Linked DNA regions of Mus musculus: region 2 is linked to region 1. The links are chromatin loops, found by intact Hi-C in ENCODE. Cell type or tissue: heart. All regions are shown on one strand. Each heading gives the region's core, and the rest is flanking DNA. Links, peaks and the distances in the headings are about the cores only.

Region 1 (2,921 bases), core at 325-2,824:
GAGAAAATAAATACTGTCCCCAGAGTCACCTCGACAGTCAGGAGGCAACGAGTGTCCTCTGCCCTGTTCCTGTAGGTTTCTCCCTCACTGGGATGTAGATTCCTGATGGCTGTTAACATCTCCCAATAGTTTAATATTCAAAATCAGCTCATCAGTGCTTGCAGCCAGAGGCCTTTATTCAAAAGCTAACTTATGCACTGGTAAGACAGTCTGGTGGCTGAAAGCACTTGCTGTCAAGCTAGAAGATTGTCAATTGTCCTCTGACCTTCTCGACACTCACAGCAATGCAGTTACACTATACACACTAAATAAATAAATGAATAAATAAATACATACATACATACATACATACATAAAACGCTAATTTCCCTACAGCAGTCTTCATGAGGCTTTAGTTGCCTTATGATGTCTATATGTTAGTACTGCTATCATCTAGGCATTTCAGGCCAGGGTAAAGGGTACAGGCAGACTTGGCCCTCGCTCAGAAAGCCCGAATGCACATCCATCTGTATTCACAAGCCAGCAGGTGCCCTCTGTTGAGCACTCAAAAAAAAAATCTCATACCGAAATCATGTTTTATGCTACTCTCTCCTCGGTCAAGGGTAACAACCAGGGAACTGGGCCCTTTTCTTCAATGCCTTTATCCTTTTAGATTTAGGGGTTGAAGAATTCTGGCAAAAAAAAAAAAAAAGCTTGTGAGACGGAGATCTTGACATTCATTCTGAACACATGAAGACTCGGATCTTTCTTAGTTTTTGAAAGCTGTAAAGCTTACCTAGTGGGTGTGAATTGTGACGATACCAAGCATAGTACTTGTGCAGTAGAGCCACAGTGGTCCCCATTCCAGGATGAGGAGACTGAGACATGGAAGCAACAGGCCTTAGGCAAACAGCAAGCGGCAGTATTAAACCTGAAGTACGTGGATGCATTTAGTCATTTGGCTTGATTAAGCCATTTAGCAAAACACAGCTCCCCTTCTGAGCTGTGTATGTGCATTTTAATTCACCTTTGGCCTTTGGGGTGATCATTTTTTGAACTTTATTTGCTCAAGACAATAGAGAACGTGACCATCGGTGACTATCAGGTTAGGCCATTGCTGATGGTTATATCTAGAAAGCAGCTTAGTTCTGATAAATAGGTCCTCGCCCGTGAACCCAATAAGGAAGACAAAGCCATAGCTTTCTTCCCATCCCTTACCCCTCTGGTCCTCACATCCGTTTTGCTAAGCTTTTCAACCAACCCAAAATAACTCCCAGCCACTCGTGTTTCTTTGCCCTTTTGTATCCTGCATTAGATTTTCATGATCAACCTCAAACGCAGGAAGGACAGGCGGGACAGGATGCTGCGCACACTCTACGAACAGGAGATCGAGGTCAAGATTGTCGAGGCCGTGGATGGGAAGTGAGTCACTCCTCTGCCCGCCCCCTTGCAGGTGTGGTTGGAGCCTTGTCCGACTAAGAAGGAGTCCTGGAGGGAGGGACCTCTGAGGTTCTGACCACGGAGGGGACCTGATCCTCCAGTCTCTGGCCACCCTCAGAGCTGTGGTGGTTTCTCATGTAATAGAGGGAATGTGTTTGAAACCATGTTCAGGTCTGCAGAAAACAAACAAACAGATAACAGATAAAGGTCTATATGTCCTGTGGTGTGAGACATCTAGATTCCTCCTGGTCTGACCACAGGGGCCATTTTCCCTGGAGATGTGACAGTAAAATCACACATACCTAGAACTGACTATAACCCAGGCTAGCCTTGAACTTGTAATTCTCCTGCCTCGGCCTCCAGAGTGCTGGGATTTACAGGTATGTCTCTAAGCCTTTGGTCTATGTTGAGCTAAGTGTTTGGGATTCCCCTCTCATTTTCAAATAGGTCATCTGGCTTCCCCTGTACCACTTATTTGAAAACTACACTTTGCCCTCTGAATTCTGGGAACCTTTGTCAAAAATCAGTTGACCATAAATGTAAGAGAATGCCCCCGACCTCTTAGTTTCATTAAGTTAATTTATAGATCTATCCTTATGTCAGTAGCACATTGACTTAATGGCAGTGGCTTTACTGTATAAGGAGACATGAGTCCTGCACCTTTGTCACTTGTTTGGAAGGCTGGTTTGCCTAGCATAGGTGCTTGGTGTCCTGTGAACATTACTATTATATTGTCAGTTTACACATAGATTTAAACACACACACACCCTCACACGCACACACACACCAGCTTGGGTGTTGATAGGAGCTGCACTGAACTACAGGTCAGTTGAAGAAGTGCCAGGAATCATAACAAGTCACTTCACTTACATCAATTGTTTGACTGAGGCTTTGTTGCTTTTAGTTTTAAGTCTTTTGTTAAATTTATTCTTTGGCATTTGTTGATACCATGGTAATAGAATTATTTCCTTAATTTATTGTTTTTAGTATTTATTGCCAATGTGTAAAGATACTATAGGTTGTTGTATACTGATCATATATTCTGCAGCCCTAGTTATCAATTTTAGTTGTGTGGTGAGTGCGTGTGTGTGTGTGTGTGTGTGTGTGTGTGTGTGTGTGTGTGTACATGCATTGCTTTGGTTCTTCTGTAGGCAAGATCTTGTCATTTATAATTGGAGGAAGCATTATTTCCTCTTTTGCAATTTAGATAGCACTTATTTCCCTGTCTTGCCTTATGACCCAGCCTGGCTATTACCTTGAACACAACATTCAAAGGGCATGATGAAAGCAGAGCTTTTGTCTTTTCCTGATCTCAGAGAGAAAGCATTTATTTAGATTTTCTCTGTTAAGTTATGCTCGAGGTACAGTTTTATCAAGCTGGTGGTGTAGACCTTTTTTTTTATTACTGTTTTCTTATTTTTTAACATGAAAGTTTGTCAAATGCATCTTCCATTGGGATGAACACATAGCTTCTTTTCTGTCAACATGGTGCATTGATTTTA
Region 2 (2,921 bases), core at 175-2,674, 77 kb before region 1:
TTTTAGAATATGGCAGATTTGTTTTCCTAGTTGAAATACATGCCTTACATATGTTTTTGTGTAAAAGAATTACTTTGGGAGTTGGAGAGGTGGCTAAGGGGTTAATAGCACTTGTTGCTCTAGCAGAGGACCTGGGTTTGATTCCCAGTACTCTCATGGTAGCTCACAGCCCTCTAGAACTCCAGTTTCAGGGGACCTGATGCCTTCCTCTGGCCTCTTCTGGCACTGAATGCATGCGATACACAGATACACATGCAGGCAGAACGAACCCCTATACTCATGAAAACTTTAAAGATAGAAAATAGTCACTCTTATATTCAATCCAACATTTGGAATTATGTGTGGCTTTTCTTAAAATGGGTGGCCCAGGTAATATATGCCTTCGTGTGTTACAAAGGCTGGATGAGATCACACCAGACCCTTCCACTCACAGCCTTACAGCAGCACTGATACCAACACTCTTTCAGAAATTCTGTTTTCACTTTTGATTATGTCACAGAGTCAGCCCTTCCTCTGCTAGCATTGTGGTTTATTGTCTGCGCTGTCAGAATGAATGACAGTCAGCCTACTTCCACACTGAAATATTACCACTGAACAAAGTAGCAGTCCCAGGTCCGTAGTTATAAATATTAGTTTTAACACCTACACTCATTTCCCACAGTCAAATACTTTGCAGGCCTTCCAGATGGTTGCTTTCGCTGTGCTGAATAGAACAAGTCATAGCACAAGAAGAGTCCCCTTCTAGGCTGGCAGGATAATTCCCTCCTGTACCTTTGGTGTGACTCCATGAATGACAACAGTTTTAGTTGCTGAAAATTTATAACCGTGGTGTAGAGCTCTAAAATATTTTGACTCTGGTTAATTTAATAATTATCATTTAATGCATGCACAAGAAATCATTCTGTCACATTTTATTAACTCTGCATGGTTCCAGAAACTACCATGTGTCTATAAATAAAGTCACTATGACAATCTGAGGCTTGGAGAAGAGCTCGGTTTTGCAGCACCACCTTTGACATTTTTAGCTCTTCAACGTGTTCACTGAAAGTAAAATGACACTCGATGAATTATAGATAGAATTTCTAATAAGCTTGAATCCCACACACATCATGCCATCCACACCCAAGATTTAGAATCTTATCTTAGTTTCATGTAATAGCTCTGACCCTCTGTGTTATGCAGGAGGGGGCCTGGGGACCTGATGACTGTCATCTGCTGATCAAGTCTCACTTCTTCCCATCAGAACCTTTGTTCTCTCAGCTTCCTTCCTGACTTCCAGCAGAATGAGGTCATAGCAGCAGACCAGGGACTGCCCCTGAGGGCCTCAGGGCTCAGAACACTGCAAAGGTGACTGAGCAGAGATTAGGGCACTCGGACTCCATTCTTACCAAGGTAGAAAATGTACAACCATGTAGAGACATCCATTCACTGAAGACATCAGTTCTCATACACCGCTGCCTCCCTCTGCTTTAGAAGGCCAGTGTCCCAGCAACTGCAGTTTGCTGCTGCGCTCTAAGAACCTCCAAGGGTAGGAACTGTGGGTGACAGCATGGGGCTCTGCTTCCATGAGCACAGGGAATACAACATGCTTAGACATGCATTTCCTTACATTTAATGTGCATACCCTTACTTCTCACAGAATTCCCCTTCGAGAGTTCTAGGCTTTCCTCCTTTAATGTAGGAGGCTTTCCCATGCCCCTACCCTCTGTCACTCCCTTTGTTCAAGACACTATTATCCTTGTCTCCAGTGGATTGCTCTGCTCCGCTGTTTCCTCTCTCAACCTACCCAACCTCTATACTGCAGTTTTAGATAAAATTGGCTCTGTAGTTTACGAACCTTCAACAGATCTTTGAAAGTGAAGCTTGGATACCTTGACATGGAACAGAAGGTCCATTAAAATGTGGAGATTCGGCCAGCTTCTCTGCCCATCCTTTCTTCTTGGCCTCAGTACAAGCCTGTGGAACTGCCTTCTAATGTAGCACAACTTCCTCTGGCCTCTGAGCTTTTGACTACTAAATGTTCTTTGCTGAATCCTGATTTCTGTTCTTCATCATTAATTTATCTATTCTCCAAGGCTTGCCACAGACCTGTCTTTCCTCTGGTAGCTTCATACAGGCTGAGACCTCCTTCATGTGCCTAACCCAGCTTCTAAACAACAGGGCTTGTACTTTACTGTGTCCTCGGATTAGGTACTGTGGAGGGAGGAGCTTAGTAAATATCTAGGAAAGGATACAAGTTATCCTATTGTCAGCAATCTGGTTTTATTGATTTGATTTTAGGGTATAATTAAAGTCCCCAAACAACTAAAGATTCCCTGCCTCAGCTATTCAGTGGTCTCTCCGGTGACAAAATTGGAATCCAAACTCCTCAGGGGCAGGAAACTTGGAATTCTTTCTATGACACCTATATCTTATTTGCTTGGTCAGGGGAAAAGTGTTCATTCCAAGAAGGTACATGAGGAGAATTGTATGTTCATTTGAATTTCCACATCCACACTGAAAACATAGTTTATTTATCATGGTACTAGGTTCAGGGAGACAAACTGCTCTGATGTTTCAAAGAGCCATCACATTCACTGTGAAACTAGAGTTGAGATTTTATTTTATTTTATTTCTCTCTCTGAAGAAAAGGGATTTTGGAAAGAAGACCCATCATCATGTTTTTTATTTTGTTTAGAAAAAAAATACAGAGAGAGAGAGACAGAGACAGAGAGAGAGAGAGAGACAGACAGACAGACAGACAGAGACAGAGAGAGGAGGGAGCAGGGGTTGAGTTTAGATTTAGTGACTATTGCAATCTCTGATCTCATAATTTCTGTATTTTCAGAACGGATGTGACTATATAATGTTTTAAAATCCTTGTGAAGGCTTTTATACAAATCGGCTTACAGAGGACAGTGGAGTTTAAGGATCAGTCACAC

Evidence for each region. A loop is a pair of places that touch in the nucleus more often than their neighbours do. Peaks named below come from ENCODE experiments on the same cell type or tissue, not always from the same donor. Only the 100,000 strongest peaks of a DNase experiment are listed, where the experiment ranks them.
Region 2: it touches region 1 in a loop (7-fold over the local background); 2 of 42 quality-filtered maps call a loop at or near these places.

Annotation. Positions count from the first base shown.
Region 1 is chr1:152,498,611-152,501,531 of GRCm38, forward strand. Colgalt2 (collagen beta(1-O)galactosyltransferase 2) reads left to right here. Exons shown (of 12, transcript NM_177756.4): 8 at 1,295-1,401. Among named protein-coding and RNA genes, the nearest start is that of Gm51749, 40 kb to the right of the region's middle. In heart, for the core only: no CTCF peak of the experiment used is centred there; a DNase peak (open chromatin) is centred at 1,351.
Region 2 is chr1:152,421,892-152,424,812 of GRCm38, forward strand. All of the region lies in intron 1 of Colgalt2 (collagen beta(1-O)galactosyltransferase 2), which reads left to right. Among named protein-coding and RNA genes, the nearest start is that of Colgalt2, 23 kb to the left of the region's middle. In heart, for the core only: no CTCF peak of the experiment used is centred there; no DNase peak of the experiment used is centred there; H3K27ac peaks cover 1,748 bases.